2 separate regions of the Homo sapiens genome follow, and region 2 is linked to region 1. A link is a loop called in an ENCODE intact Hi-C map of the cell type or tissue named here. Cell type or tissue: ascending aorta. All regions are shown on one strand. Links, peaks and the distances in the headings refer to the core of each region. The heading gives the core; the rest is flanking DNA.

Region 1 (16,275 bases), core at 5,299-13,298:
TATAGGCACACCATGTTTTCTTTATCCAATCATTCACTGATGGACACATAGGTTGATTCCGTGACTTTGCTATTGTGAATGGTGCTGCAATAAACATACAACTGCAGGTGTCTTTTTTATATAATGATTTTGTTCCTTTGGGTAGATACCCAGTAGTGTGATTGCTAAATCAAATGGTAGCTTTATTTTTAATCCTTTGGGAAGTCGCCATAGTGTTTTCCACAGGAGTTACACGAATTTCCATTCCAACCAATAGTGTGTAAGTGTTCTCTTTTCTCTACATTTTCACCAACATCTATTGTTTTTTGACTTTTATTAATAACCATTTTCTGACTGGTGTAAGATGGTATCTCATTGTGATTTTAATTTGCATTTCTCTATGATTAGTGATATTTAGCTGTTTGAATTAGACATAAATTTGTCAAAAAACTAACTGCCCAGCAGATTTACAGGTGACCTATAGAAACTTGTAAATGCTTCTTATGCATCAAAAAATTAGCACCATTGCTTTGTGAGATAGTAAGATATAGTGTTTCATTAGGTATATACAGAGGTAGCACCTTGCAGATCTGATTCAATAACATGCCTAAATGTTTAGCTCTGAACTGCAATTAATTTTCCTGCTTTAACAGCTGCATTCTGACTATGCAGAGTGTTAGCTAAATAAACGTGACAACTACCAAAGATTTTCATTTTAGCAGTACAGATAGTGACCACAGAGAATGCAGAGGTATAACATTACAGAAATAAAAGAAAGTGTAGTTGGTAGTCTGGCGATAGTTAAAAAGTTTCTGATTTGTGAAACTCTTTCTTCTGGTAATAAACAGCACTTAATGGAAAGTGCTACACTGACACTTCAATGTGGGAACTATTTCTATTTATTATTATTATTATTACTATACTTTAAGTTTTAGGGTACATGTGCACAATGTGCAGGTTAGTTACATATGTATACATGTGCCATGCTGGTGTGCTGCACCCATTAACTCGTCATTTAGCATTAGGTATATCTCCTAATGCTATCCCTCCCCCCTCCCCCCACCCCACAACAGTCCCCAGAGTGTGATGTTCCAATGTGGGAACTATTTCTAAAGAAAAGGAAAATGCCTTTTATGCTGCATTGCATTATGAATTTCAAGGTAAAAAATAGAATAAAAAGATTTTAATATATACACTAAAAAAAATCCTCTGCTTTGTGCTCTGAGCTATTCATCTCAAAGATTCCACAGACCTTCAGCCCCACTCTGGTCTCCAGAAGTTGAGAGAAGCACTGTGCCTCCAGCACTGTTTCAAACAACATTGGCCTGGAGCTGCAGGGGTTAGGGGAGTGCTGGGAGAAGAAAGTGTAAACAAAGAGCCATGAATGATTATCCACCCTTTCCCACTCTGGAGTTATGGTTGCATTGCCTGCTATCAGTATCATAGAAATAAGAGAGGAGACTGGGCACTATGGCTCACGCCTGTAATCCCAGCATTTCAGGAGGTCAAGGTGGACAGGTCGCTTGAGCCCAGGAGTTCAAGACCAGCCTGGGCAGCATGGTGAAACCCCATCTCTACAGAAAATTTTTAAAAAATTAGCCAGGTGAGGTGGGGTGCACCTGTAGTCCCAGCTACTTGGGAGGCTTAGGCTGGAGGATACCTTGAGTCCCAGAGGTAGAGGCTGCAGTGAGCTGTGATCATGCCACTGCATTCCAGCCTAGGTGACAGAGCAAGATCCTGTCTCCAAAAAAAAAAACCCAGAAAAAACAAGGAAAAGAAGAAGAAGAAGAAAGAAAGAAAGAATAGAGGAATCGATGCTAAAAGCAACAGTGAACTTTGTTTCTCAACTCCCTCCCACATACCACTTAGGCATCCTAACATGATGATAACTACAGCAATGGTCATGCCTTCTTCCAGAATTGTGCCCAACCTTCGATAGGATCAGGGATTTTCTGTGATTCCTTTGATTCTTGAAAGAATGAAAAACAGCATGCTTTTATTCAGCTGTATACTGTGGTGAATTCTTGGTGTATGTGAATTTCTGTGATGTTTCAAAATGCCTTCAACAATATCTTCTGCCTTTTCAGTCTCCAGTGATATTTTGACACCTAGTGTAACTCAACTATCACAACTGATTTTTTAAAATTTACAAGCATAAATAGTTTAACAAATATGGATGTGGAAATAGCTAGAAACTGGTTAACATAGTTGCTTGTGGAGACTGACTCCAAAAATTAACTTGCCTTATATTATGTGAAAAATATGACATAGGTTTACCTAATGACAGTAATTTTTTATTCTTTTATTATTCTTGAATTTTATCAATAGAATGCAAATATTAAAAAATAATACGTGTTACTAGCCTTTGTTGAACTGTGGCAAAACTATTATAACTAATATATTATTTATTAGAGTTTATAAAATCTTTTTAACCACCAACAGAACAAAACCTTTAACATGTCTACTTCCTCTTCAAGTGAATAACTTTGGAAAATTTTATTATTTTTTAAAAACAATTCATAAACTTGTATGTGTGCATCAAGCAATTAGCTACAGAAAATATTTTTGAGCATATCTTGACTATATATAAACCATAGAATCTCTTATTGTTTTTATTTTTTATTTCAGTTATATATCAGTAAATTCAAAGCATTTAGTAATGTGTCAGATTGTGCATAAGTCATACGGATAATTTTATAATATATGAACTAGTTTGTACCCTTTACACTGTTAACAAACTTACTTGTTGCACCAGGTTTAAATCAGCATGACCATTTGAAATTCAAAAATTGAGCCATTAAATTTGTTCAATGAACAAATCTTTGATCACAAAACAGAAAATAAATTATTATCTTTACTTTAAAAATCTGTTTTAAAATATGCATCTGCACATTTTAAATTGATAGATTTCTTCTCAATTTCCAATTAGCTAAAAACTGCTTAAAGTTGATTGATATCATAATGACAGAGAAACTAAAATAATGATAAGCATCAAATATTTCTAACTTTAATGATTACATAGGGATCTTTTACAACACACACCATATGCACAAGAAAAAACACACTTCTTGTTTAACTAGATATTAAAGTCACACAAATATCTATTCACTCAAAAAGCCGATAGCATCACTGAACAACTAAGCAAGAGCAATTTATTTCTAATAATCTTCTTTCTAAAATATTTCATGCTATTTAACACACAACATTCTAGAAATATGCACCTCATCTAACCCATTTCTTAACTGCAAATGTGGTCACATTGATCCATTCTACAACTATAGCATATATACATAAAATCAATGTACCCTGGTATAAAAGACACATTGAAAAATCTATATCATTGAGACAAATTTCAAGCTCTAGTCATTAACTGCTAATATATGCAAATGAAAGTGAATAATAATACCGCAGCTAGTTAAATTTCATTTGAATTTCTGTGGTTGACCTCCTTACTTTTTATCTTACAGGGTTTAAATAAGGTTAATCTGACATATATTAGTAACAGTACTATGTAGGTGTCTAGATGCACTTGATTTTCAACCATAGTTTTATAAAATTACCTCTTTAAAAAAAACAGTAGGTTTGTAACCAAATTGTTGTATGACAATATAAAAAATTCTTTTTCTTTTCTAATGTAACATTAATGAAGCATACATAATATTGTCATCTAGCTAGAATAAGTTATTTTTTAAATTGCCAATACGTATTTCTGTTGTGTCTATGTGTTTGTGTGGGTGTAACAATATATGTATTCAGTTCCATCAGTTCTTCTAATAATATCAAATGTAGGAATTTATTTTCCATTGGTAACTGGACAACTTAATATGTTTTTGAGATAATGCAGAAAGTAATAGGGACAATCTTCTGTTTAAAGTATGTTGCCCTTTAGATCATACTGTGCACATTCTAACTTTAGAAGCTACAGCATGTGAATGTTTCCACTAGACAAATTGTCAAGATGAACTGGATAGCAACAGCAAAAGTAGGTCTGCACTTTCTCGGCAACAAAACTGGAAGAATAAAAATCTTGATACAAGAGACCTCTTTAGATATAAATCAAAGTTTTTTTTTTGGCAAAAGATAACTCTTCTTTTTTTTCTAAATTTTGTAGTCGGCTAATTTATAAATGTTGTGTTCTTTTTTCCCAAAACAGCAAACTATTGGGTCTTCTATATTCTTCACTCTTACTCTATGTCGATTCATTAAAAATTCAACTTTGTTTAGTGCACAGAGGATGAATGAAAAGCTAAAACTTTATTTAAAATTTAATATAGAAAATCTGCCTCCATTCTGATAGTTTATATAAGTATTCAGAGAGATAGCACTAGTGATTATATAGCCTAGAGTGAACAGAATTTTTAAAAACAATAGTGGAGTCAAGTAAACCTTCCAAATTCCTATTTATAGCTTCACTAATCCATTGGAAATAAACTCACTGATAAAAGTAACTTAACCATTTTTGGCAACAAAAAGTAATATTATCTTAACCAGTTAATAAAATGTCAAAAGGACAGAGATGGCAGATGGCAGGGACATAAAATTTCATTAACATAACCCAATTTTACTAGCATATAGGTGCTCACTTTATCACCCCCGAATACAACAATACAGTTAAAACATACAAAGAGTTCTCACCAGGTTTTCACAACAAAGAGAAAAAAAGGTATTTCTCTTTTTCTTTCATATAAAAGATAATGACAGGAACAAGGTAGCCATATTACACCAAGAAATATTAAAAGTATTGTATAATTTATTCCAAACTCTACATATAAAATATTAATTACAAATTTAAAATATAATCATAGTTCCTCATCAGAAATGTTCCTCAACAGAGATTTATCATCCTTTTTTGAAATGTTATAATAATTAATCCTTTAATAATCAAGCAAGTGACATCATAGTTCATGGGAAACACAGGTTATTAAAACAGAGGTATTCATTAACACATTTGAAAACTTCAGGCATTTTATTCTTTCATCACAATATCTAACGAATTATATAGAATCATAATAGAGTTTTACTTCTTTTTGGAGGCAGCGTCTTGCTCTGTTGCCTAGGCTAGAGAGCAGTGGCCTACACACAGCTCACCACAGCCTTGACCTCCTGGGTTTAACATCGAGTGATCCACCCACCTCAGCCTCCTGAGTAGCTGGGACCATAGGTATGTGCCACCATGCCCAGCTAATTTTTTTGTTTTGTTTTTTGGTAGAGATGAAGTCTCACAATGTTGCCCAGTCAGGTCTCGAACTCCTAAGCTCACGTGATGCTCCTGCCTCAGCCACCAAAAGTGCTGGGATTATAGGCATGAGCCACCTCTCCCAGTGACTTTTACATTTTTTGTAAGAAAGTAAAAATGATAATGCCTTTACTGCTACTAAGAATGTATATTCTAATAAGCACCACACCAAGGTAAAGTGGTAAATTTGAAAACTTAAAATATCCCAATCTTTCTTGCATGGATCATATACATGTTTTATCATTGTCTTACCTCCATGATTTTGTCATGAATCTCCAGGCCATCTGCTCTGTCAGCAGGTCCATTTTCTAAAATTTTTGAAACGTAAATTCCTTCAGTCGATGTTCCTTCCTGATTATTCTATTTTTAAAAAATCATTAGCAGAAGAAAGATGTAAGCAAAATTTAAATATTATTAGGGACAATTTACCAAATGTAACATTACCAATCCTCTGTAAACCTGCAACTCTCTTAGCTGGGGATTTGGAACAGAATTTTAACTTACTTAACACCAACTAGTCATTAATCAAGGTGGCAGTTTTAATGAATGAGTCCAGGGTCTCTGACAAGATTATCTATTTACTTCACATTTTTGAGTTCACATAAAAAAGCTATGGGAAAGGGCATGTACAAGGTGAAATAAACTGGCTTTTAAGTATTATTTATAAAACATCTCACTTCTAAAGAGAGACAGCAAGTAAAAGGGTGATAAGGTTAAAGAAGGAAAAAAACATATATCTGGTTCCCACTGTATAACTGGTTTGAGATGTGGTAGAGTTTAGAAATGTAATTTAGCTTTTTGATGTGCCAGATTTAGAAACATAGCTCTAGTTGTGTCTATTCACAAGAGACACTGGTAGCTTACTCAAGTGTAAAATCCCAAAAGATCACATCTAAACTGCAAGGGAACCTATGCAAAAGGGAACCCATGCAAACTCATCGTTACATATTTCCAGGTGCAGTCTGACTCATGATTAGTTAAACCTCAAACATAGCCAATATGGTAAAAATAGGACATTTTAGCCAGTCACAAGAAGTCAAAGCTTATTTAGGGGAAAATATCCAACATCCTATAATAATACATTATATAATTTTAAATGTCATTTGACTTCATGACAGGTTAAATAAAATTATTTCTCTTTAGCTGTCCTTATCATGAATTTTAAGAGACTTTTTAAAAAGGCCCGATGTCATCTAAATGTCAAATACCAAAATAGAATCTATAAAAATATTCCTTAGGGAAAATGATAACGAAAATGCTATGATGAAAAGGCTTTCATCTTAATAAATGAGGACTGTTTTAAAAAGAGAAGCACAGCAGTCATTAGTTGCTAAGTTTTCAAAATACTAAAAACAAGGAAGAAATATGTCACTGCCATCCTTACCTAAACAGAGCATATGGCCAACAACACTAAGACAGTTTCCTTGTACAACATCTGCAATGCAGGATGCAAAAATTTCATGGCAGTTTATTGAGAAAAATTAAAGAACATCATTTTTTAAAACTTAACCACCTTTTTCCAGTTACGGTGAAAATTAAGTTGACACAGGAATTCAAAGATATAAAAGAACTTTGCAACTACAGTATATTCTATAAGTTTAAAATATGCATTTTGAAAACAATTGACATCAACATGAAGAATATTATTCATGCAATCAAACAAAGAACTCGGTTTGGGGAGCCAAAAATATTTCTAATCAACTGTTTTTCTTTAACATGGTACTTCCTATTGAAATCAATCATCCCTTGTTTCAACTGTTCATTCATTCATTCAATATAATTTTCTTCCTAGTCTGTATTAGCATCTTCAAACTGAGTAATTGCACTTAATAAATAGGTTTAAGCAGGCAATACAATTGCCTAATATTATCAAATAGAAATTGCCTACACATGGTATTGTGAAATAGGTTTATTCAAGAAATTTGCCAAAAGGACAATAAAATTTAGATAAAATGTGAAATGTACTTTCCTTTTCTTCTTTTAAAGTAGCAAAGAGAACCAAGTTTGCTAGCTGTTGTTTTTTGTTTTTCTCAAAAATAAAGGCCAGGTGCAGTGGCTCAAGCCTGTAATCCCAGCACTTTGGGAGGTGAGGGAGGTGGATCACTTGAGATTAGGAGTTCGAGACCAGCTTTGCCAACATTTTGTATTTTCTCTGCTACAAATACAAAAATTAGCTGGGCGTGGTGGCACACGCCTATAATCCCAGCTACTTGGGTGGTTGAGGCAGGAGAATCAATTGAACCAGAGGCAGTGGTTGCATTGAGCTGAGATCACGCTACTGCACTCCAGCCTGGGCTGCAGAGTGATACTCCAACTCAAAAAGAAAATAATTTTTAAAAATTAAAAAATAATAAAATCAGAGCCAGGCATGGTGGCTCACACCTGTAATCCTAGCACTTTGGGAGACCGTGAGGTGGATCACTTGGGGTGAGGAGTTCAAAACGAGCCTGGCCAACATGTGAAACCCTGTCTCTACTAAAAATACAAAAAATTAGCCGGGTGTGGTGGCAGGAGCCTGTAATCCCAGCTATTTGGGAGGCTGAGGCAGGAGAATTGCTTGAACCCAGGAGGAAGAGGTTGCAGTGAGCTGAGATCGTGCCACTGCACTCTAGCCTGGGCAACAGAGCAAGACTCTGTCTCAAACAAACAAACAAAATAAATAAATAAATAAATAAATAAATAAATAAATAAATAAAATCTGGGTATGTACTGGAATATTTGCATTAAGAAATCTGATATTTGATCACAAGTATAATTTTAAAGATTAAACCACTTGTTTTTCTTACTCAAAATCCACAAACAAAAGCTAAGTCCTCTATTATTTTATAAGCAATGAGTAATGCTTATTAATGCTTATTTTATAAGTAACGAGTAATGCATTAACAAGGTGTTTTACCTGATTTGGTCGACCTCCTATAATATTGAATCCCAAAGTGTCATTTTCTCTTTCTAACACAATAGTGAATGGCTTATGCTCTCCATCCTAGAAAAAAATGTATAAAATGACTTAACCAGGTAAAAATATAAAAGAAAAATAAATCCTACAATAAGTTTTTATGTACTGTAAGTTAACTGACATGTGAAAAGAGGAAAACTTTAAAATTAAGGATGGTTGAATGTGGCAGAAGGTTGACATTTTCCTATACTTACTTTGCAAGTATGTATTTGAAAAAGAACAACTGTGCATGTGAGGGGAAAAAGCCCTATTTTCAAAAATTACTAAATGGCTTTGCATTTTGAGACAGGAAGCTCTTTTATCCTAATGCAGTATCTAAATCTGATTTCACTGCAATTGAAAACAGATTTCTGGTTAAACCTTGGAGGTATCTTTATTTTTCCCTCCATTACAGAAAAGTAAAATATAAATTATCAATAGTGTAAAATTTTTATTTTGTAAAGTCTTAAGGAATTTAAGAAACACTGGAACTATTTATAAATTATAGTCATAACATTCATGTTGCTGTTGTAATGCAGGATCTGTTAGGCTACTGTAGTCCTAATTTTAAATAATATTCCTATTTGGTTTTGCATAATTCCTGCAGAATAAAAAAATAAGGGTTTGTGCTAGGTAAAGTAGTATGTATTTTTTCCTGCTGGCCAAATAATAGTAAAACAAATATGAATTATAGCTACAATGTTTATTAGTAAAGACTAACTTACACATAGGATGAATTAGTGCTGGACTAGGTGGGTTTATTCATGGTTGTAGATGTTATTAACCTTTACTTGGAAACTATTTCTGAATGATAACATTCAGAACATATGCATCATCATCACTGCTATCAGCATCAAGATATTTTCCCAGGAGCTTTTCCCAGGCAATGCGCAGAGCAGCCCCTACTGGTAGTAGAAAAACACTTCTGAGGAACACATAGAAGGTTTTGGCTAGTCTGCAAATCATGGGCAGTTTTTCTCACTTCTCAGAATCATAGCTTGACTTGTTGCATGGACTTTTCTGTAATATTATTCTAGCTGTTCCTCCTTTCCTTCAACCATTGGTTTCCTACGACCTTGAAACCTGGACTGGTAATACAAAGCTTCTATCTGTGCTTTTCCCCGGGTCCTCCCGTTTTGTAAATTTACCTGTATATATGCGTATATGTATATGCATATATGAACTAGAGAAATACTCCTTGAAACCGGTCGTTTAATACACAACGTGCTTCCATTCATCAAGGTAGAAACATTTTAGTCCCTCTCACTTCAATTTTCTCTTTTACGTTCAAGACGGGCGCTTCTAAACTCAGTGCCTGAGTTAGAGGCAGTGTGGAGCAGCCAGTCCCAAATGGGAATCTTTCTGGGTTGCTCCTCCCCGGGAGTGCTGAAGAATGAAAACAGCTCCTTGAATGGTGCGCAAATTCTGCTAAATCCCTGCTCACCATGGCAGCGACCAACAATGTCAGACACTGTGCAGAAGTCCTCCAGGAGAGAAGTAACAGCTTTATAAACAAGCCTCTTCACACGGGATGCTGCAAAGAGGCTTGTTTATTCGGTATGAAAGCCGGCGGGAGGACCAGGAGCGCAGTTCGGGGCCAGCAGCTTAGACAAAGAAGGGAAACAACCGCTGCCTGGGGGCTCGCAGGGCCGGTCTGACCACAGATGGAGGTTCTCGGACTGGACTTCCCAGGTCGCACACACACAATCTCAATCTCTCTCTCTCTCTCCACCAATAATGAGATCCCGAGGCAAGGAAGGCTTATTTAGGGAAAGTCAGAGTGATGAAATGAACTCTGCAAGTCTAAGAAACCCCATCTCTCAACTCCTGAGGCTGTCCTGGCCCCAACGTGCCTCACAGTCCCCAACTTAATAGAAGGCAGTTGATTCAGGCAGTGGCAGCGCAAGTGTCATCAACGCTGACACCAGTCCCAGGTGTGCGTGCGCGGCTGCCAGGGCCGCGGGGATGCTGGTGGCCGCGGGAGAGGAAAGGCTGGGCCGGGAAAGTCTTCGCTTTCTGTCTTTCCTTCTCGGATTTGCTTCAGGCACGGGACAAGTGCTCAAAAAATAGGCAGAGACGGTGGGCAGGAGGGTGAAAGATGGAAAACGAGAGTCTGGATGGAAAATGAGTTTTCACAATTCCTACTTTCCCGGGGGAAAGTTAGAATCGAATCTGTTTAACTCTTTCCAATCGTAATATAATCAGAAAAGGGACAATCCTTAACTTCGACGCCAATCCATTCGTAAGATAATGACAGGAAAGTATGATCAGGGTGTGGATGTTTCCTGCTGCATAGTGAGGAAGGATGCCCAATTCCAAAGGAATCCTGAAGCGTCAGAAAGAACCGCTCCTTTTCCCACCCCAATCGACCATGCCCGCGGTGCCCACCCCCCTTTGCTTACCCTGCGGTGGCCGCCACCGAGGTCGCCGACGAAGTTGCGGACGTGAGCCATGTATTGGGTGAACTTCTCCTGGTACCTGCGCGCCGTGAGCTGCACCTCGCCCTGCAGCGCCCAGAGCTGCGCCAGCAGCGCCTTCTCGCGCCGCCTCCAGGCGAGGACCCGAGGCCCGGGTCCCCGCCCGCGGCCCCAGCGGCCGCCCGGCGGCCCCCCGCGCGCGCCCCCGCCCCGGCCAGCCCTGGGTGTCGGACCGCAGCCCCCCCGCGCGGGCACCTCACCACCGCCCAGCCCCGAAGCGCAGCCCCCGCGGCTGCGGAGCCGGCGGGCAGGGCCGAAGTCGCAGTGCTCGACGTGCGCCTCCAGCTCGTGCAGCCTGACCGAGTGGCCGCAGCCGCGGGCGCGGTAGTCGCACTGGACTCGCAGCTTCTGGATGAGGCTGCGCAGCGGCAGCACCCGGTACAGCTCGCCGGGCGCCAAGGGCTGGCACTGCAGCGGGCACCGGCGCCTCCGCACCGCCCAGGGCAACAGGCAGCTGGCGCAGAAGACGTGCCCGCACGGCGTGCACAGGGGCTCTTCAAGCACCTGGCCGCACAGTTTGCACTCCAGAGCCGGGTCCACGGCTTCTGCGAAGCGCTCCAGGGCAAAGCCCATGTTAGGGATGGGGAAGAAAGGGGGAGCGAAAGCAGAGTCCGTCTTCTCCGAGCCCCCCTGCCTTCCCCGGGCCACCCCCGGGGCAGCCGTCTCGCGGCGGCGGCAGTGGAGGGAGGTGGCGGGTGGGAGGTGTGATCTCACTGTTTGTTTGGCTTGAAGTTTTCAGGCTCCTGCTAGGTCCCCTGATTTCGCCCGTATTGACGCTAATAGAAGTAACCTCCAGAGACCCCCGCCTCCTTCGTTGCCCTGCGATTTATGTTCTTTCAAATTTTGGCCGCCCAGCTTACAATGGTCCTTGGGAACACTGTGTTCTCCTTCGCCTGAACAGTGAACTTCAAGCATCGAGGCGCCTCGCCCTGGGCAGGGCTGCTGATGGGTAAAGCGCTAATGTTGAGAAACAACTTTTAAATTCACCACAATGTAAGCTTCGGGAGAGCAGAATCTTTTTGTCTGTCTGGTTTTCCGCTGAATGCCCATGGCCCGCCCGGCGTCGAGTCTATCTCCAATATGTTTGAAATCGAAGCACTTTTGTTCTTTCACATCAAAACTACAAAATCAGAAGTTAGGAAACTGTGACCTTAGGAAATCACTATAAGGAAAATAACACTAGGAAATCCACAGGGCCAGGCTTCTCAAACCGTGATCCAGAAATCAGGTGAGTTAGAATGGCGCGATCCTTGACCTAGCAGCAAAGATGGGGAAAAAGTCAAGGGCCCGCCTCAGGACACTGCCTTCTTAGGGAGCCCATGAACAGCCATGCAAGGCCTCCTCCCGAGTGAGGAAGCTGGGATTCTGAGTCTGACTCCAGGTTCAGTTGCCACAGCATCCATCTTCTACTTCCACGGGCGTTTTACTACTGGGGACGGGAATGTGATCATTTGGGAACCTGGAAGGGAAAATTAAAGGGAAGGATGATGAAAGAAAGCAGTGAAATAACATATAAATAAAATCTTAGTGGCTGCTTCCTTCTACTTACCCTGAATGAACCCTTTGGATCCAAATTGCCTCCCCTCCTAGTTTGACTCCTCAAATTGTGTAGCATGACAAGCCGTCCTGAAAACACGCAGTAGGGCGTCATTCCAAACCCTTCTTACTCCACTTCCTTTACCATCTTCTGAACCTTAGGAATGCAGAGATCCTGTCACCTGGCTGCATATCACTTACTGCCATTATCCTGAAGCTGCCACCAGATGCTTGGGTGGGTTTTATAAATTAATCATTGATGATTCCTTGCTGCCAGTTGAGCCTTGTTCCTGGAAAGCTTGTAATTCTCTATGACACCAAATGGCATCAGTTGGAATTGATGAGAACAGCTCCAGACTTTGTCTTTTAAATCCTTGGAGCTAACTGAAGAATTAGCAAAGACTAATAATAGAGGCTAATAACCTTCTGAGCCTTCTTGCTGTTTGAAAGATGAGATTTTGTTAGTTGTTCAATAACCAGTGATGATTGGTGTGCTAGATGTTTGATATGCTTTTAAACTCTTTTTCAAAATAAGATGCTATATTTCTCATTTAATATATATAGATTCATATGTGATAAAGTAACATTTGCCCCTATGTTCCAAATTTCCCCCCTCTTTCGACCTGTCTTTCTACAAATAAATAAGCAAACAATGAATTACTGATTAAATAAGAAATCATTTAATATTAACAGCATGAAAATATTTTTGTGAATTGCATAAACTGGAAATACATGTTCTAGAATTTATTAAAATACTTCTGGGCAGGAGAAATCTATTCCTTTTTTTAGCTATAGAAAAAGTTGTGACTTACAGCTATAAACATTTATAATTATAACCATGCATATACAGTTATAGCTATAGCTTGACATTTATTGGTTTTACAGTAAACACAATGACACTGACAGCATTTTTAAAAAGAGAGAGAAGAGATGGAATCCAAAAATATTATTTTGAGACATGAGACTGTTAGGACCATGAGACTTCAGTTACTTGGAAAAAAAAAAAGTTCATATGATATCCTTGGTATACCCATGCAATTCCTATAGCAAAAGTAAGGAGCATGAGCAAATTATGTTATGACTAATTCCAGGATGCATAACATTTTTATTATTAAAGTAAAGCAGATGTCAAAAACGTTGTCCACAGAGAATAGGAAGTTCCAAAATGAGGGCATGTAAAGTGAAACTGAGTAATGAAATAGGCCAAACAGAACAGGAAAATCTTTTACGTAATAAAATAAAAGCCTAAGCATTTCCAAAAGAGCTAAGTATAAAGAAAAAACATGACAAGAATTGAACTCTAAGAGAATGGACACACCCAAGTGAACCTCATAAACTTTTGCCATCTGGAAACATTGTGGCATAAGTCTGTGACATCAGTTGAGTCAGATAGTCTCGTTTCACTTCCCAGACTGTAAAATATTTTTCTACATATTAGCAAAATTGTAATATCAGTGAAAAGCTTGAGTGAGCTAGGAATATGGAGCCTAATTAAATGGAAGTAATTAGCTTGGGTAAACAAAGAAAGCACTTTAAATGAGTTTAATATATGCACAAATATTTCAGCAAAACAGACCCAGTAATATTTAGATGCTTTTTGGCAAATTAGACAAATTAACACCTTGCATCTTTAGCTTGGGCATACTCTTATGTTTTCACTGATCATAATTGTCTATCATCTAAACATCCCTGGATAGTGAAAATTGCAGGCTGAATACTAACACTTGGGGAAGAGCTGAAAGGAAACCCACTGTCTTCTTGTTGGGCAAGGCCAACTTCTAGCTGTGTTGTGCGTTGTAGCCAAAACCAAGCCTTTTACATTTCTCATAACCTTTTGTTCAGCCTGGAGCTGAGATTGTGCTTTGCCAGCCAAGAAACAAAGGAAAGACTATGAATTCACTTAGCTTATTTCCAAGCCAAGAATCATGGCTTGATTCAAGTTATCTTTAAGCAGCAGTTTGGGAGGCCGAGGCAGGTGGATCACTTGAGGCTGAGACTTCGAAACCAGCCTGGCCAACTTGGTGAAACCCCATCTCTACTAAAAATTTATTAAAAATAATTAGCCAGGCATGGTGGCAGGTGCCTGTAATCCCAGCTACTCAGGAGGCTGAGGCAGGAGAATCGCTTGAACCTGGGAGGCGGAGGTTGCAGTGAGCCGAGATCACATCATTGCACTCCAGCCTGGGCAACAAGAGTGAAACTCCACCTCAAGGAAAAAATAAATAAATAAAATAAAATCTTTAAGCAATCAGTAGTTGGTTGAGTATTTTCAGCTTAGTAACTAGTTTTTGCTTTCATCTGCTATCAGCAGTCATATATTCATGAAAAGAGATTAAAACATTAAGTTGCTAAATTATTTGGGCCAATTCCTAGTGCAGTAATGAAACTGGGATGTGCCTTGGGTGTTTCCAGTGAGAAGAGGCAGGGTTCCATCCCAGCTCTGAGTCATGCCTACTTCCAAGAATGAATCTAGGAGTATTGGTTGTTGAGTCAAATGCTAAAAGTCCCAAAATAAAATACTGTATTCTAAGACTCAAAAATGATGAATGGAGAGGTAAAATGTGAAAGAGAAAGATTTTTTTCACCTCATGCACAGATAATGCTTTGTCAAAACCAACTCATTTGTGACTCTTTTTCATGTTTTATTTATTTAATTAAGGGCCATGAAGTTGGAAAGGTTGGGGGAATTTTTCAAAGAATAGGACCTTAAACATTTATTTTATATGTGTTCATATAGCATAAGTTAGTACTTTATATATAACAATAGTTTTTCAATTCTCTATTATATAAACTTTCTCATAAAGAAAATTTCATCATCTATGTTTTTCTTTTCTCAATTCCCTGGTCATTTATCATAAATTAGTACTATTTCTATAATTATCCCAAGTGCTCTAAATGTAATCTGTAACTATACTAAATTACTCTGGTAGCTGAGGCAAAAGTACTTAGCCACTTTAGGTCAAAATATTTCCTGTGGAATACATTCATTTGTGTTGAAGTTAATGGACTTTGTTCTTATCTTGATAATTTTTCCATCATAATGTGGGATCAGATTTGCACCTAGTAGCATAAATGACTATGTTTGTAATGCATGAGATAATAACGAGGTCACTTTGACAGTACAGAAAAATTCCAAACTTGATAAGAACAATAAAAGATACTTTGAAGTTGAGTTAGTTGAAAGTTTATTAAAAATGAGGCAGATTTTTTTTATTTTACAAAAGTAGGCTGATAATATATTATGTTAGAGAAGTGATACATTTTGGATATGTTTCACTCCAAATTATACATAATCAGTTAAATCCTGAGAACACAGAGCAGTATCAATTCTTATAATTCCTGTCTGTTGACACATAATCCATTAGGAGTTATTTGCTATTATCTTGCTTTCCTGCTGTCTTTGGCAAAATGTAGTTGGAAGGGGTATTATGACAGTACAGAATGCCATTTTTAAGGGGAATAAAGTAATATGAATAAAACAATTATGTACACCAAAATTGAGTAAATAATTTACAATAATTGTGCAGTCTCTGCAGGAATGAATTATCAGACACAGCAGAATGAGGAATTTGAAGAAAATCAAATTAAAGTGAGGTATTAAATTAAAAATTGTGGCAACTTAAAATTAGATTACAGACTGATTCTTCCAAAGTCACCCAGACATTAGGAAGGGTACTATTATTCTTTTTAAGAAGGGACTATTGTGAGAGATGGTTTATAGAGAAAAATAGATTAAATTCTGCATTTAGTTAACTTTAATTTTGTGTTATATCTTGTGGGTCATAGTCACTGACAAAGAGAGATGGTATAAAAAACAACCACAAGCTAATAGATAATAACTCTTACTATGTGACAGCCACAGCACTACATTCCCTACATACACAATCTCATTCAAATCTTCCAATGACGATTTTGAGTGGGTACTTTTATTGTTCCCATAACTTGACCAAGTTCACACAAATCAAAAGTGGCAGATCCTAGGCTTAAACTAAGATCAGCCTCACTAAAGAACTCAGACTCTTAAACGCTATATTGTATTGGCTTGTTTTTCTTACACTTGCCATGGGGTTATTTTAGAATAAAATATGCTATCGAATGAAATATGTGAATGG
Region 2 (16,275 bases), core at 8,136-16,135, 180 kb after region 1:
CCTATTTTACTCATTTTTGTTAAATTAATTAAGTGAATATTTTACCCACTGTGTGAGCAAACTAAGTCTTTTGTGGATTCCTGGGCAAGAGCCCAAAGTTCCAAAATGCCCTTGATAAGAAAGACTTCTTGTATTCTTCTAGCTTACCTACACTATAGAAAAACTCCCTGGGTATTAAGATTGAAAGTGGGGAGCTCTTTAACCAAGTAAGATAAAAAAATACTAAGTGACATAAACATTCTACTGAGATACACTTTAAAACCACAAGGGAAGAGATTGTCTTTAAATTCAATTGCTCACAATTCTCATTTGAAATGTCAGGAAATGAACCTTGAGATGGTGTCAATCAGGCAGGAGTCAGGGCTTTCCAGCTTTATATTTTATGTTTTCAATGTGCTGCTTTCTTTCTGTGTATCTTTATACACAGAAAAATAGAGATCCATCGTACATTTTCATGGGAAGTGCATTGGGGTATTGGTTTTCACCATCATCTATCTTGTTAAACCATTGGCTTCTCCCATCATATTTTAAAATGGAAACAATAACCACATTATAGTCAGTCAAGACCCCCCTCCCCCCTACCGGCCACAGTCACAGGAGCATTTCCTGCAGAACAATAAATAATATGGATTTTTCTCTTTTAAGTGTTCGTGCTTGTCTCTTTGATATCCAAGACCCTGTGTAAAAGGTTTAAAAGGATTTTAAGAAAGAATGAATGGGAAGAATAATTCTATGATTTACTTCCAGCAATTTTAATCAACCGTTCTCTGGAGAGGCAAGAACTAGATTAAAATCTGATTATGACAATTATTACTCAGACAAACATTTCTAATCCTCAAGTTCTTCATCTCTAAAATAGGGATAATAATAGTGTCTATCCTCTAGGGTTGTGTGGATTTAATAAAATGAGCTTAGTTAAGTGTTTAGCACAATAAGAACTCAAGACGTGTTATCAGTCTTTTCATCATTAACATCATCATCATCTTCCTCACTGCCATCAGCATCATCATCATCACCACCATCTTGGAATGCCCAATGACATAAACAGGGAAAATTCTTAAATACAGGTTATTTAATATCTTTCACATAACAGTTCTATGAGGCAGTGGTTACTTTCTCACTTTATAGGTGAGGAAACTCAAAGTTCAAATCAATTTTCTACAAAATTCTTAAGTGACAGAGCTGAAATATAAACCCATGTTTGCTCAGCAGCAAAGTGCATAAGTTTTTACTTAATGTAAGTTGGAAAAGGTCAGACATCTGTGAAACCAACTCCTCATGGTACATACTTTTCCCTTGAAATTATCATTTGAAAAAAATCTTCTTTGATAAAGATTACTTTTTACTGACTATGTGAAAATCCTTAATCAAGGTTTAGTTCCCAATTAAAAAAGCATATTTAATTTAATTATCATCTGAATCATTGGTTCCACTATGTTGCTTCCTACCTCTTATTTCTTTTGTCTTCTTCTTGTTAAAAGTAAGCAAATCGTCAATATATAATTCTTGGCATTAACAAAGATAATATATAATTTTCTAGCATGTTTTAAATAAAGTAAAATATGTCATATATTTGGCATTTTGACTCAATGATATGGGTTATATGTTAAATTATCCTTTTTTCAATATTTATTAGTTAGAAATAAATAATATAAAAGAAGAAAAAAATCCTGTGCTCCAAAATTTTACTTTCCAAGCTCTACACATTGATGTCTTCTCCCAAAGATACCTCAGGCGTATTTATTACAGGGGTTTGTAACATCTAGTGAATTTCTCTCTTTCCTACTAGCCGCAAACACAATTGTCAGGTTAGTAAGTTATGAATATTGGGTATTCTCAGTCTAATTATTCCCAGTCTACTCTTCTGTGTACTGTAATAAATTCAGCTGAACCCTTGCATAGATGATCTGAGGGCTCTTTAAGATCTTCCCAAATTATAACCTATTGTGTCAAAAAAAAAAAAAAAAAGCTTCCTGTTGGTCTGGGTGTGTCTGCTCAAAGCCTTGAGTTTCTTTTACAGCTACATCTCAGAAACATGGCCTTGAGAAAGCCCAATTGTAACATTTTATTTAATCATACTTCATTATTCCTATCAGTATTCAATTAATATCTATTTAGAGCCTGCCAGGTGCTCAGCACTGGTCTTGCATGGCACTGAGAATAGAACAATACCCTGCCCTCATGGGGCTAATATTCCATGGACAAGGGATAAGGGAGGGTGCTGAAGCTGAGAATGCAAGCTGGCTGGGGGAGTGGGGTGGGTGGAGAGGCAGCCCTAGACAGCACTCACTGAAAAAAAAAACAGGGAAGTCTGTGATGTGTGGCAATAAAACCCCGAACTTTGAATCAGACAACTTGAGTTTTAGACACTGCTCTGACACTTTCTGTAAGTGACAACTCAGGCAAGTTGTCAAATCTCTTTGGTATCCATTTGCTCATCTGTAAAGGAAAAACCATGTTAATTCCTTTGAATTTTCACTTCTTGCACTTAAAAATGTGAGATGATGATTTCACATTTCCTACATAACTCAGTCTAAATTGCATTAGCATTGTATTAAAGACCCTAACTAATCTCTCTAGTTTTGATTTTCCAGTTTTTACTCCCTTGACTAAGACAAGTTTTCTCATTTGCGTCTGACTGATTCTTACTGGTTCTTTAAAATTAAGCTCAAGGGAAGTTTTATTTGGGTCATTTTGATTGTTACTTCATAGATAACATAAGACATATTCGGTATATTTAAAATTGTTTACTTTGGAGGGACTTTTCGAAATGGAACTACTGACTCAAAGAGGATGACTATTTTCAGGATGCTTCTATAAATTACCAAAATGCTTTCCAAAAAACTTGAGATTCACTAGCTTTTTATGAGAATGTTTTCCTAAAAAGACCTTGGGTAATCATAAGTGTTATTACCATAGTTTTTATTTTGGCCAATTGTTTGCCAGGACTTAGGTTTCTTTACATCTCCCCTAGATAGGCCAGTTAGGAACCCCTGTTTTATTCTTAACAATTAACTTATATATGACCACAATACTAGACACAGAGAATAAAGTATTAGTTGCCACATAAATTAATGGGACATTGAAACATACAACACATTTGAAAACGTATGCTTATATATTTATGAATAAATGTATTTAGTTTGATAAAAATTTAACGTACCTGATAGCTTTCCACTATTTTTTCTAAAACATGTTCCCAATGAACAGATATCTCAGAAGATGATAAGACTTTTACACCTACTTCTGTTGGGGCTTCACTGGGAGCTGAAATTTTATGAGAACATTATATTATTAGTGAGATATTTACATTTAAGAAATTCGAATAGCATCATTTGCTATATGAATGATGTTGGACCATACTTTAATTTTAATGTTTCTAAAATAGCTTTACTATTTTCAAACTAAGTGCAATTATTTCATTACCTCTTCCTGTATTTTTCTAATGTTACTTTATTTTATGGCATTAGTGATACATGTGCACACACACATTCATTTACATAAATGTTAATATAGACATATACACATACACATTCCCACACACACTTTTACCAAATACAGAAAGCTTCATCAATTTCTATTACATCTGTGAGCAAAAAAAAACTATTTTTTTAATTTCTCTCAACTGATATGCTTAAGAAAGCCTGTTGATGCAAATTAAAATTATTAATATTTAGCTGTCAACTCTATATTATCAGAAATAGGAAATTTGGAATTATAGAAAATTGTTCAATATAATACATTTTCTCTTATTTGCTATTTGTGTGAACTAACTACAAACAGCAATATTATTAATAAAACTTCCCTTTTTATGTTCAAGCTAAGATCTTTAAAAAAAAATTTTTAAGAGCCTTTGAAACAAGTTGTAACATCCACTGTTTCCTGGGCTCAAGAAAGCTTTTATATGTCTAATCTTCCAACTGGGCATCAAGTCAAATATGTATCAAAAAGGTCTCTGTTCACAGAAAAAAAGTAACTGACATCCCTTATGAAATTTACACAAAGAAACCAATGAAGGCTTTAAGCAGGGGTGATCAATTTTTATTGTCTTTCATTAAAATGCCATAATCCTATTTAATGTTTAAAAATGTTCTACACATGAACACTGTTGACTTTCTAAAACAAGGCAAATGTGTAGCACTATGATTGATTTCTCAGCAGTGGAAGAAGAGATTAACACTTATACAAGTTTCAACACATGCAAGTTTTATGAGACTCATGAAATATTTAGGAAAGAAATATAATTAAATACAAATAGCCATGACTAAATAGATGACAAGCTATTTGCCTGAAAACTTATTTTAGCATCAAGTAAAGCAGTAAAAAGGTGAGAAGGTAACTTGTAAAATGCTTAAGACACTCATTTTATCTGTAAGATGTACTCGTTCTTCAAATTATTAAAACTGAGTGAAGTTATCATATTTCATTGTTGTTTTGTTTTGTTTTTGAGATGGAGTTTCGCTCTTGTTGCCCAGGCTGGAGTGCAATGGCGCGATCTCGGTTCACCACAACCTCCACCTCCCAGGTTCAAGTGATTCTCCTGCCTCAGCCTCCTGAGTAGCTGAGATTACAGGCTTGTGCCACAACACCTGGCTAATTTTGTATTTTTAGTAGAGATAGGGTTTCTCCATGTTGGTCAGGCTAGTCTCGAACTCCTGACTTCAGGTGATCCGCCCACCTCGACCTCCCAAAGTGCTGGGATTATAGGCATGAGCCACCACGCTCAGCCAAGTTATCATATTTCTGCTGAATGAGCACAAGCATAGAGAATATAAGTTTGTCATCAGGACTTTTCCACTGTTTGATAATAAACAAATTATTTCTACATTTTATTCTTTTGACATATTTGGTTGTGCTAACTTAAAAGTAAAAAAATACACACATACACATACACACACACACACACATATATTAAAATACACATACTTTTGTATGCAGTAAAAAATATAGTAAAAAGTATATATATAACTTTAAATATATACATATATACTTATATATACACACATATATACTTTAACATATATGAATAACTGCCTTTTATATTAAATTTTGTTATGTATATTTAAGACATATGACATGGTATTATGACATACATATATAGAATACAATGGTGTTTAATAAAAGTAAAGATCATAGGATGATTTAATTATATATTACATTTTTAACAAATACTAAAACTAATAATTCTGTGACCGATGAATATACGTGAGAATTTCTGTTGAGGTATAAGGCATGGCTAAATGTCTATCTTGGAGTGAAAACAATGGAAGTTGGGTGAACCAATAGAGCCCATTTCCTCTAATGATAGAAGAGTACCTCACACACCTTTAGTTTTCAAGCTCTTCTATTTGTGCTTCTCACACATGTGCAAAGAGAAACTTGGCCAAGGGTAAATGTACATTGCCAAAGATCAGAAGGCAATGACATCTCTATTTGTTTTTCTAGTCATTAATTATTTACACAGTGCACATGAATAAAGAAAGCTATTATTATTATTATTATTTTTTTTTTTTGAGATGGACTTTCGCTTTTGTTGCCCAGGCTGGAGTGCAATGGCCTGATCTCGGCTCACGGCAACTTCACCTCCCGGGTCCAGGCGATTCTCCTGCCTCAGCCTCCCAAGTAGCTGGCATTACAGGCATGTGCCACCAATCCTGGCTCATTTTGTAGTTTTAGTAGAGACAGGGTTTCTCCATGTTGGTCACACTGGTCTCGAACTCCCAACCTCAGGTGATCCACCTGCCTCAGCCTCCCTAAGTGCTGGGATTACAGGCGTGAGCCACCATGCCAGGCCAGAAAGGTATTATTTTTAACAAGAATATAAATAACAAAAGTATAGCAGCTTAAACAGAAATCAGAGAAAATAATGTAATTATGCTCAATCTAAAACTGTGTATCATTTGTATAAATATATAAAGTCTTCTATGACCATGGTTAGTTAAGTTAAAGTTTCTAGAAAAACAAAAAGAGCTGGTATTAGCATTGTTTTTTTCCTAAATGCCCTACAGGACAAATTTTTCCCTTTTCAAGAAAACAATTTCAACTGACCTCTTTTTCATATAATTATGTCTAGATTCCCTTTAACAAAATTTGTGTTCTGTATTGTAATAAAAAGTTACGTAAATGCTGCAATTAAACACATTTTTAGGTTAGAATTTGGGGCCATTTTACAAATAATATATATAATATATACATTACAGAAATTTTTTTTTTTTTTTTTTTGAGACGGAGTCTTGCTCTGTCCTCCAGACAGATCTGCCTGCCTCCGCCTCCCAAAGTGCTGGGATTACAGGCATGCGCCACCACGCCCGGCCATATTATAGAAGTTTTAAATTATAAACTTTATGAATATACAGACATGTTGAGATTCTGTTCAAGTATGGAGAGTTTCTGACTACAAAATTATAATCAAGAGCCCAAAAATGGAAGTCAGAGCCAATTATTTTAATGGGGATTTCCTCATACCATGGGCATGATCTAAATGATGAAAAAGACTCTAGCAACATTCTCATCATTTAGATGAAGAGGGTGATGTTTAATTTGGTTCAAAATAGTACTCATTTACTAAATGCATAATGCTATAAAAAGGTCTTAATAAGTAAGGCCTGAAAGGAAACAAACTAAATGCCTGCTAGAGAAATACGTTTTTCCTCCCTCCTCAGGTAAGAAGGTCTTTCTTTCACCTACCGTCTTGTGCTGAATTAATGACTGCTACTAGGCTGTAAGGTCCATCTCCTTTGTTGTTGAAGGCCTTGACTTTAACTTGAAATGCAGTGGAAGGGCTCATGGTTTCATCTTTATGGACATATCGGCCAGTATCAGGATTAGTAACTGTGACTTTTTTCCATTCTTCTCCATCAAATGGCTTAAATGCCACTATGTAACCAAAATTGTTGCCATAGTGGTATTCTCTTGACAAAGGCTAAATAGAAATTAAAAGATTGAGTAGGTTTTAGTAATACAGGTAACAGGGAGGAAATGCTATGGGGATAATGACACACACGGAGGCGTGCTCTTTGTAAAAACATACACAGTTCATACATTAGTGCTGGTTCCAAATGTCAGAGGAAAAACATACTTAAACATGGGATGATCTTATTTACCAAATTGTAGCCTCACTACTCCTAGAACACCTCAGGGGCCTCTCACTCCGGGCCTTTTTCCTTTCAGTTTCTTCTGCCTAGAATGTTCTCCTAGATGTTATGTGACTCCTCCCACCCCCTCACTTTCCCGAGGTAAAATCACCTCGACGTTTTCTCCGACCACAGGTTCTGCCACTGCAAGACTCCAACACAATGCTCCATGTCCCGCACCCTACCTATTGTTTTTCTTTAACCCTAACAAAGTCTATACAGTTTACTTATTTATCTACTTTATTGTCTCTCTCAACTACTAGAATACACGTTTTATGAATGCAGCGTTTTTGTCAGTTTTGTTTTCCTCTTTATCCCTAGCACCTAGAACAGGGCTTCAAGTAATATGTATTAAAGGGATGAGCAAATGAATTTCATTAGAATTGAAAGGCAATGGTAAGAGAGTTATATAAGACTCTAGCCTAGAATATCTACCTTGTGATCGAAAAGAAACTGGTAAGAGGAATAAAAGTAGGTGACAAGGAGGAAGGGACAATATTGCACTCATTTGTAGGAGGATGGCTTTGGGTTTCTATCTCCAATTCTAAAGCAAGTGCTTGGTTTTTCATCATTTTCTCAAGGTTTCTTGTCACTCATGTAAATTGCCTTATAAAGAAGTCTATGTCAGCCCTAATCACCTATTATTAATAAAAACTGACTTACAGCTACTTCTAGTGAGTACTTGTCAGTTAGCCTTTTTTGGCAATTTAGGTAAATGTGCACATTGTATATTTACTTTTTTTTTTTTTTACCAGAAAATCAAATTTAAGATGTCTTGAGGCAAAACCTTGAAGTAAATATAACACTATTGCTTGGACATACTTATATTAAATAGGAAGATATAGAAATGTGGAAAGGTCAAATGGTAGAAGCTGTATGTGGTTGCACAATATATTAATAGGTATGTGATTTTAGATTATTAGATAGTATAGCCTAACATTTCTACAATAGTTTAAACATTTTTCTTATTGATAGTTCTCTACTTAGTTTTTGGAATTTAGAGTATAACAGAATCAGCTATGAAAATTTCAAAAATAACAACTCTCGGGCTCTATCTCCAGAAACCTGAATTTGAATCTTTGGAGGAGAATTTCCAATACTGAATTTTTTATAAGGCCCATCTTATTCTGTAGCAGATATCCACAGAATTTATAAAAAGCCATAAGAGAAAGAGCGAAATGTTCTAATTTTTATAATATTTGCATTTTTGGACATTTCATTGGCAGTTAAACTTAGAAATAAATATTTTACGATTCAGATTAGTTTTTTTTTGCTAAATCTTGCTTTAAAATGTGATTTAAATGCTAAGTATAGAAAATGACTACAAAGCACACAGTGAGTCAAGTTTTGCTAAACATTCATTTATTAAATAAATCCATTTGACCAATGCAAAGAATAAAACCTGTCATTTTTTCCACAGTCTTCAAAATCCTTTGGAGCCTAAATTGTGCTCTTTGACTATCTGCAGTGATTCAACACTAAGTGTATTTAATGAATAAATGAATCTGTATAAACCATGTTATCTGGATAAATGCCAGATGTCTAAGTCAGACAGTTTTGTCAGACAACTTTTCCCACCCCTCCCAATATCTTTCCTATTTCAAAAATCCAGCCAAGATGTATTGTTTTCTAGAGATTGTAGTCTCTGATACAGAACTCTTTGACTCACGAAACTGTAATAAAATGCTTTGGATACCTCAGTAACTAGTCCCATGGGTGACTTCTAAGACTGACCTATCATGCTAGATTACACCAGTGATCAAAGTAAGCTTCAAGTGAGGAGGCAGTCTCCAATTTAAAAATGGGTTTTGATACAAAGTTTGTAAATGGAATCTTTGGAATTTAGAATGTCCAGAGACAATGTTTAAAATTACAATTAGATTACCAGACTACAATGATCAAAGTATCTCTGGAATCAGACAGCTGAATGTTTAATCATCTAGGCTAACAGATCTCTTAGCATCCAGGATTCATTCTTGCATAGGAGCTACACACTAAGCCACAGTAAGCCAGATAAAATCTGATTTGCATTTAAGAAAAAAAAATAGTAATATATTCTTGCTTGTGCAGTAGGCAGTCACTTTCATCTCAATTTATTTCAGGAAACAAAATGGGGTGGAAGTTAAATATAGATACAGCAACCTATAATATGTGCAACTCATCAATACTTACCGCCCATGTTATGGTCAGCTCTCTGTTTCTTCCACCTCCACCTCCTACATCTGAAGGAGCCACATTTGGTGCTGAAACAAACAAACAAATATATGCAAAACAACAACAAAAAGAGGGCCTGCATTTTTTTCCTGGTGTTAGAATTCTTATTCACCACAGAAACCACAAATGTTTTTCTTTTACTAGGAAAAACATACTGGACAAATGATCCACTCAATTATAATAACAATGGCTCACAGTAGCTGTAATAATCAGTTTTTCTGCCAAGATAAAAATTGATTTGGTGCCATAGGAAGTGTGCCCATTTCCTGTCCTTTCAGTTAGTATGATTTTGAAAGATTACATAGACTGTTGGAAAAAGATTTTGCCACTTTTACTTTTGAAGCCTATGAACTTCTAACAACTTAATGTTGTGTTAGTTTCATGCTTCATTCTACAAATAAATGTTAAGAAACCATGCATTTGTATTGGATAATGTTTCCCCAAATATCTAGAAATATTATAAATCTAATATCGTCTCTTATGCTCTCACTTTCAATTCCCCAATTTTTTCTGAAACTGCGCCGTCAGTGACTCCAAAGTACTCTCTCCCCCGTTCTCTTATATCATCTTGTAGTATCAGTTTCCCTGCTAGAAAGACCCTTTGTAGTCTCTGATCTTAAAAATCTTTCTGTCATACTGCTTTCTTCTTAATCCCTAAGCCATCACATCCTTTTCTGCCACTGTACTGCATGGAAGAACTGATATATGGCTATTTTTTTTTTTGTACTTCACTCCATAATCACTTTTTAACAACCCACAATATATCCAATATAGGAGTTAAGAAGAAATCACTGAGGCAGAAAGTAAGGGTATGGGAGTCCTTGGTAAGGCTTTGCTTTTTAATGAAAAGCAGCCCCAAATCATTTTCTAAGAAAGAGCAGCCTGTAAAGTCGAGCTGCAGACATAAACAAGCAAGCTGGGAGCTTGAACGGGTGAATGCCGGCAGGAACTATGGACTACACATGTTCAAGATGGCGGCTCCATCTTCCCTTTTCTTTCTCAGCCACATGTACAGTAAGAAGCAGACAAGATGTCACTGATCAACTGGAAAGCCTATTTGCATAATAAGATTAGGGTACAGTGACCAACCTTCCCCACGCACTATGTAAACATCATACCTGATCAAACCAATCTGTGAGCCCTATGTAAATCAGACACCACCTCCTCAAACCTGACTATAAAATCCAGCGCATTCAACGCCAGCCAGTCTTTTCTGCTCGGGGACCCCTCTCCCTCTACAGAAAGAGAGCTGTTTCTCTTTCACTTCTCTTCTGCCTATTAAATCTCCACTCCTAAACTCCTTGTGTGTATCCATGTCCTAAGTTTTCCTGGTGTGAGATGATGAATCCCAGGGTATATACCCCAGACAACATAGCCATTTCATACTGGGGACCTCATCCATGATACCAGCGTACAACATTAATTGAAACAATGAGTAGAGGAGCAGACTCCAACTCTGTCCTTTCATTCAGAGGCTATTGGCCTCCATTTAAGAACCAAATCAAACCAAATACTGGACCCCCTTCAGCCATAAAATAATTAGCGTGGCTGCCAGCCATATAAGACTTGGGGGACAGGCTTACTGGGGAGAACATGGAGAACCCATGGGTTGCTTGGCATATTGGCCATGTTTGAACCAGCTTCCTTTCATGGAGTACTCAGCCGTCATGTGGGGCTGGAAGGAGTCCTGGAGCAACTGAGGATTTCTGGCTGGGGCTATCCCTGGTGTTATCCAAAGGCTACTGGACTGACCCCAGCCTCTGTCCCCACTGATGGGCTATCGGCCACAAGATCTCCAACTTTCCTATCATAATTTCTTTCTTTCCTGTTGGCAACTGTCATAACTCTTATCCTCTCTGTGTATGCAATGTGTGGGAAGATTTATGGTTCAGGGAAGGAATCCTGTTTGGCAAGATCAGATAATGTCATAGTAAATGGGCATATAGCTCAAGGGAAGGTGTTTTTGTGATGTTCTAGAAACAGAGGGTACCCCCAGTGAGCATCTCTCCCTGCCCTTGTTCTAGAGAGCACATGGCATTTCCAGGTCTCTCTCTCTCTGCCCTTGATCTGGAGAGCACATGGCATGTCAAGGTCACTCTGCCCTTGGTCTGGAGAGCACATGGCATCTCAAAGTCAGCAGCACCACCTAGTGGAATAGGAATCCTCTCCTTTACCCAAGCACTCTAGCTTCCCAATTCTCTCCCCTTTTTACGCCTCTCTACTAGAAACCAGGCTTTATGCTGTTTCTGTGAATGGGAAAACTCTGCCTTCAGCAATTAGGAGTAAAATGTCCTCCAAAACCAAATTTTAGTCTTAATACTGTCCTTCCTTCAGGAAAATGGCCATTTGGTCCCTACATTCTTTTAAGATACCTATTCTGCCTCCAATTAGAATGGTACTTAATTAGTAAGGGGATTTTAAGTCAGAAGTTAACTGGAATGATTCTCTAAGGGTAAACACTTTAGCATGGGCCATAATAGCAGGATATAGAGCTCAAACCAGCACGCTTCCTCCATTAAGGAGGCGAGTGCAACAATTGCCCAAATGCAACTGTTACATAGTCTTTCCCAAGATCCATTTTTCAGAGAGCCCCAAAGTCTAGGCAGAGGACTAGAGTTGCATGGGTGAGGGTGACTAAAACCCACCACTTAGTTCCTCTGGTTCCATGGCTGGGGAAGCCACACCTGCAACCATGGGCAGCACATTTAACAAGGTGCCAGGATGCCAGGAACCATGGAGAGAAAACAACAGGGGGACACCCCCACTGTCTTTCTCCCACCCTGGGTCACATCAAAAGGAAGGAGACTAAAGGGATGCCTTTTTTTCCTTCTCTTTATCATCTAAGGCCTGTACTCCTCTGGAGTGCATTCTGAAGCACAGGGACTCCTTTGATCCTGAGACTTTGAAGAAAAAATGGCTCATTTTCTTTTGCACAAGGGCATGGCCTTCTTACTAGACCTTTGCAAGTGTAGCAATCATATCAGGCAGGCCCAAAGGGAATGATTCCCTAAGACTAGAAAAGCAACTTCCAGAGGAGCCATCTGAGAATCCCCGTTATTTGGGGTCACCTCAAGTTCCCATCTCATTACAGAATCTTAGGCAAATAAAGGAAGATTTAGGCCAATTTTCTGATGATCCTGATAGGTATATAGAACCCTTCCAAAATTTAACTCAAGTGTTTCACCACACACGGAGAGATGTTTTGCTGCTCTTAAGCCAAATCCTAACCACAGTGGAAAAGCAGGCAGTTCTGCAGGCAGCAGAAAATTCTGGCGATGAACAACATGTCTCCTGTGGTAGATTAAAAAGGAAAAAGGAGATAAGGAAGGCAAAGAAATAATGGAAACACCATTCCCGATAGGAAGGGAAGCAGTTCCTCTAAAAAAAAAAACAAACCCTAGTTGGAACACCGGTGATGCCACAGATGGATGGAAAAGGAAACACCATTTAATGCACATATTGGAGGGCCTATGAAGAGCAAGGGCAAAATCTATTAATTACTCTATACTTTCCAAGATAGAACAAAACCAGATGAGAATCCTGCAGCCTTTATGGAAAGACTGATAGGCACTCATAAAACATACCTTTATCCCCTGAATCAGTCGAGGACAGCTCATCCTAAGGGACAAGTTTATTAAAAAGGCACCTCCCAATATTAGAAGGAAAATACAGAAGGAGGCTATAGCACCAGATAGCATCTTGGAGAACCTCCTAAGGGTGACCACTTTGGTGTTTTATAATAGGGACCAGGAGGAGGAGATCCAGGAGAAAGAGAGGAAGCAAAAGAGAAGGACAGAGGCACTAATAGCTGCTCTGCAAACATACAAAGCCCAGGATCCCTGAGGTACATCTGCTAGTTTCTATAGGTGCAGCAAGTCAGGGCACTTTAAGAAAGAGTGCCCAGGCAGCAAGAAAAAACCACCTTAACCTTGTCTAGCCTGTGGAAGGAACCATTGGAAGTCGGACTGCCCCCAGAGATGAAGGTCACCGGGTTCCAAACCAGTCTCACAGATTGTCCAACAGGATTGATGGGTCCCGGAGCTCCAGTGGCTCAAACCAACATACAGCACAGGAGCCCTGGGTGATTCTGGAAATTGAAGGAAGGTAGATCTCCTTGTGAACACTAGAGCCAGTCTCTCTCTCTCTTCTCCTCTCTAATCCAGGCCTCCCCTCTTTCTGTAGCATGACCAGGCATCACAGGGCATCTCAGGAAAAAGTCTAATTCAATATTTTTCACAACCCCTTAGGTTGCAGATGGGGAAACCTATTATTGACACATGCTTTTTTAATCATGCCAAAAAGTTCCACTCCTTTATTAGGTAGAGATATTTTACTTGCAGGCAGACCAGCATCCTTATAGCCCCAGGACAAACTCTGTCACCCCCTGGTAGAAGCTAATATCAATCCAGAAGTGTGGGCAACTGAAGGAACAATGAGTTGAGCTGTAACTGCTAGGCCAGTCCAGATCCATCTTAAGGATCCCACTTCTTTTCCTAACCAGAAACAATATCCACTGAAGCCAGAGGCTAGGAAAGGGCTAGAAGCCATTACTAATAACCTGATGATGCAGGGCCTCTTCAAAACCTGAAGCAGCCCATTCAACACCCCAATGTTAGGAGCACATAAAACTCAATGGGGAATGAAGACTACTTCAGGACTTCCATCTCACTGAGGCCATAGTCACAGCCTTTCCATAGGAAGGGCCTTCAATCTGTATGTATCAGAAAGGAAGGAAATGACCTTGGGAGTTTTAACACAGGTCTGTGGACCAGCTCAACAGCCAGTGGGTTACCTGAGTAAGGAACTTAATTTGATGGTTAAAGGATTGCCAGCATGCCCCTGATCCATTGCTGCAGTGGCTCTACTGGTCCCAGAAGCCTCCAAATTAATCCTGGGAAATGACATGACTATTTATACCCCATATAATGTGGTGGGATTACTGTCCTCTAAGGAAAGCCTTTGGTTAACAGACAGCAGGCTCCTTAAATATCAAGCCCTACTATCAGAGGGTTCCACCATCCAGTTAAAAACTTGTTTTTGCTTAAGCCCAGTCACCTTTCTCCCCAAGGGAACTGGAGGACCTGAATATGACTGTGAACAAGTTGTGGTACAGACCTATGCGGCCAGGGAAGATCTCAGGGAAACTCCCCTAGAAAATCCAGATTGGGCCCTCTTCATGGACAGAGGCTCCTTTACAGAGCAAGGAGTACAGAAGGCAGGATATGCAGTAGTCACTCTGAATGTTATTGAAAGTGTGTCTCTCACTCCAGGCATAAGTGCTCAACCAGCTGAACTGATAGCTCTTACAAGAGCACTTGAGTTAAGCAAGGTAAAGGTAGCTAACATTTACACTGACTCCAAGTATGCTTTTTTAGTTCTCCATGCTCATGCTACCGTTTGGTGCAAAGAAGGTTATAAAGGAAAGAGATTTTATATAAGAAGGGATCTTGTATGAGAAATACTTGTCCTAAAGAAAATAGCTAGTTGTTTAAAAGAGAGATGTTTAGGACAAGTCAGAAGGTTTAAGCATGTCATAGATGGTTCATGGAAGTCATGAAAGGATTAGAAGGATGGTAAATACATGTCCTAAAAAGAATAGTTGGTTGTTTAAAAAGAAGGATGTTTAGGACAAGCCAGAAAGTTTAAGCATGTCATAGATAGTTGGTGGAAGCTGTGAAGGAATTAATTGCAGGAAAGATTTAGCTAGGGTTAACACTAAAATTACACTAGCCACCCAATGACATATTTCTCCCAATCATATTGCAAGTTAAAAAAGATGACCTAGACCAGAAATTATCCCCTAATGGCAAAGCAACGGGGGTATATATGTTTTTCTCAAAGAAAAAAAAATGTTGCTTTTATATCAACACTTCTGATAAAGTACAGCAACATTTGGTAGAAGCAAACCAGTATTTCATTTCATCAAAATGACTGACAGGTAACAAACCCTACTGTTATGATTGTGGCCTATGGTACCTCCACTAATAGTGGCAATCTTAATAGTCATATTCGAACTAACATTCATCTCTTCTCATTTAGAAACAATCAAACTCCAAATGGTGCTGCAGACAGAACCATACATGGACATGCCTTTCTTCCAAGGACCCTTAGATTGACCCCAGGAGGAGCCATAGCTGCTGTTCCCCACACAATGCCCCTTTATAGGAGGAAGTTGCCAGAAAGAGTCATCATTCAAATGACCACTAACAGCAATTAGGGTTACCACTCCAGAGGGGGGAACGATATAGAAGTTAAGAAATCACTTAGGCAGAAAGTAACTGAATGAGAGTCCTTGGTAAGGCTTTGCTTTTTATTGAAAGGCAGCCACAAATCATTTTCTAACAAAGAGCAGCCTGTAAAGTTGAGCTGCAGACATAAACAAGCAAGCTGGGAGCTTGCATGGGTGAATGCTGGCAGGAAGTAAGGACTATACATGTTCAAGATGGTCCATCTTCTCTTCCCTTTGTCGGCCAAGTGTACAGTGAGAAGCAGAGAAGATGGCACCAGTCAACTGGAAAGCCCATTTGCATGCTAACATTAGAGTGGGACAACCACCTTCCGCATGCATTGTGTGAACGTCATACCTGATCAAACCAATCTGTGAGCCCTATGTAAATCAGGCACCGCCTCCTCAAACCTGACTATAAAATTTGGCACATTCACTGACAGCCAGTCTTTTCCACTGAGGGACCCCTCTCTCTATAGAGAGAGAACTGTTTCTCTTTCACTTCTCTTCTGCCTATTAAACCTCTGCTGCTAAACTCCTCGTGTGAGTCCATGTCCTAAGTTTTCCTGGTGCAAGATGACAAACCCCAGGGTATATACCCCAGGTGATATAGCTGCTTCATATCCATTTCTTTAAATAACTGAAATTTCTCTTTAAAAACACACAAAACTGGCCGGGCGCGGTGGCTCACGCCTGTAATCC

The links. A loop is a pair of places that touch in the nucleus more often than their neighbours do. Peaks named below come from ENCODE experiments on the same cell type or tissue, not always from the same donor. Only the 100,000 strongest peaks of a DNase experiment are listed, where the experiment ranks them.
Region 2: it touches region 1 in a loop (2.1-fold over the local background); 3 of 110 quality-filtered maps call a loop at or near these places.

What each region holds. Positions count from the first base shown.
Region 1 is chr12:41,183,381-41,199,655 of GRCh38, reverse strand. PDZRN4 (PDZ domain containing ring finger 4) reads right to left here and starts at 11,336. Exons shown (of 10, transcript NM_001164595.2): 1 at 10,553-11,336; 2 at 8,112-8,198; 3 at 5,468-5,575. The coding sequence starts at 11,200. LOC124903069 (a long non-coding RNA gene) reads left to right here and starts at 11,424. Exons shown (of 2, transcript XR_007063563.1): 1 at 11,424-11,855; 2 at 12,326-16,275. In ascending aorta, for the core only: a CTCF peak has its summit at 9,047 (motif pointing left); DNase peaks (open chromatin) are centred at 9,042, 9,565 and 10,905; H3K4me3 peaks cover 2,801 bases; H3K27ac peaks cover 2,426 bases.
Region 2 is chr12:41,007,329-41,023,603 of GRCh38, reverse strand. CNTN1 (contactin 1) reads right to left here. Exons shown (of 24, transcript NM_001843.4): 18 at 9,306-9,376; 19 at 6,688-6,922; 20 at 3,164-3,267. Among named protein-coding and RNA genes, the nearest start is that of PDZRN4, 170 kb to the left of the region's middle. In ascending aorta, for the core only: a CTCF peak has its summit at 11,495 (motif pointing left); no DNase peak of the experiment used is centred there.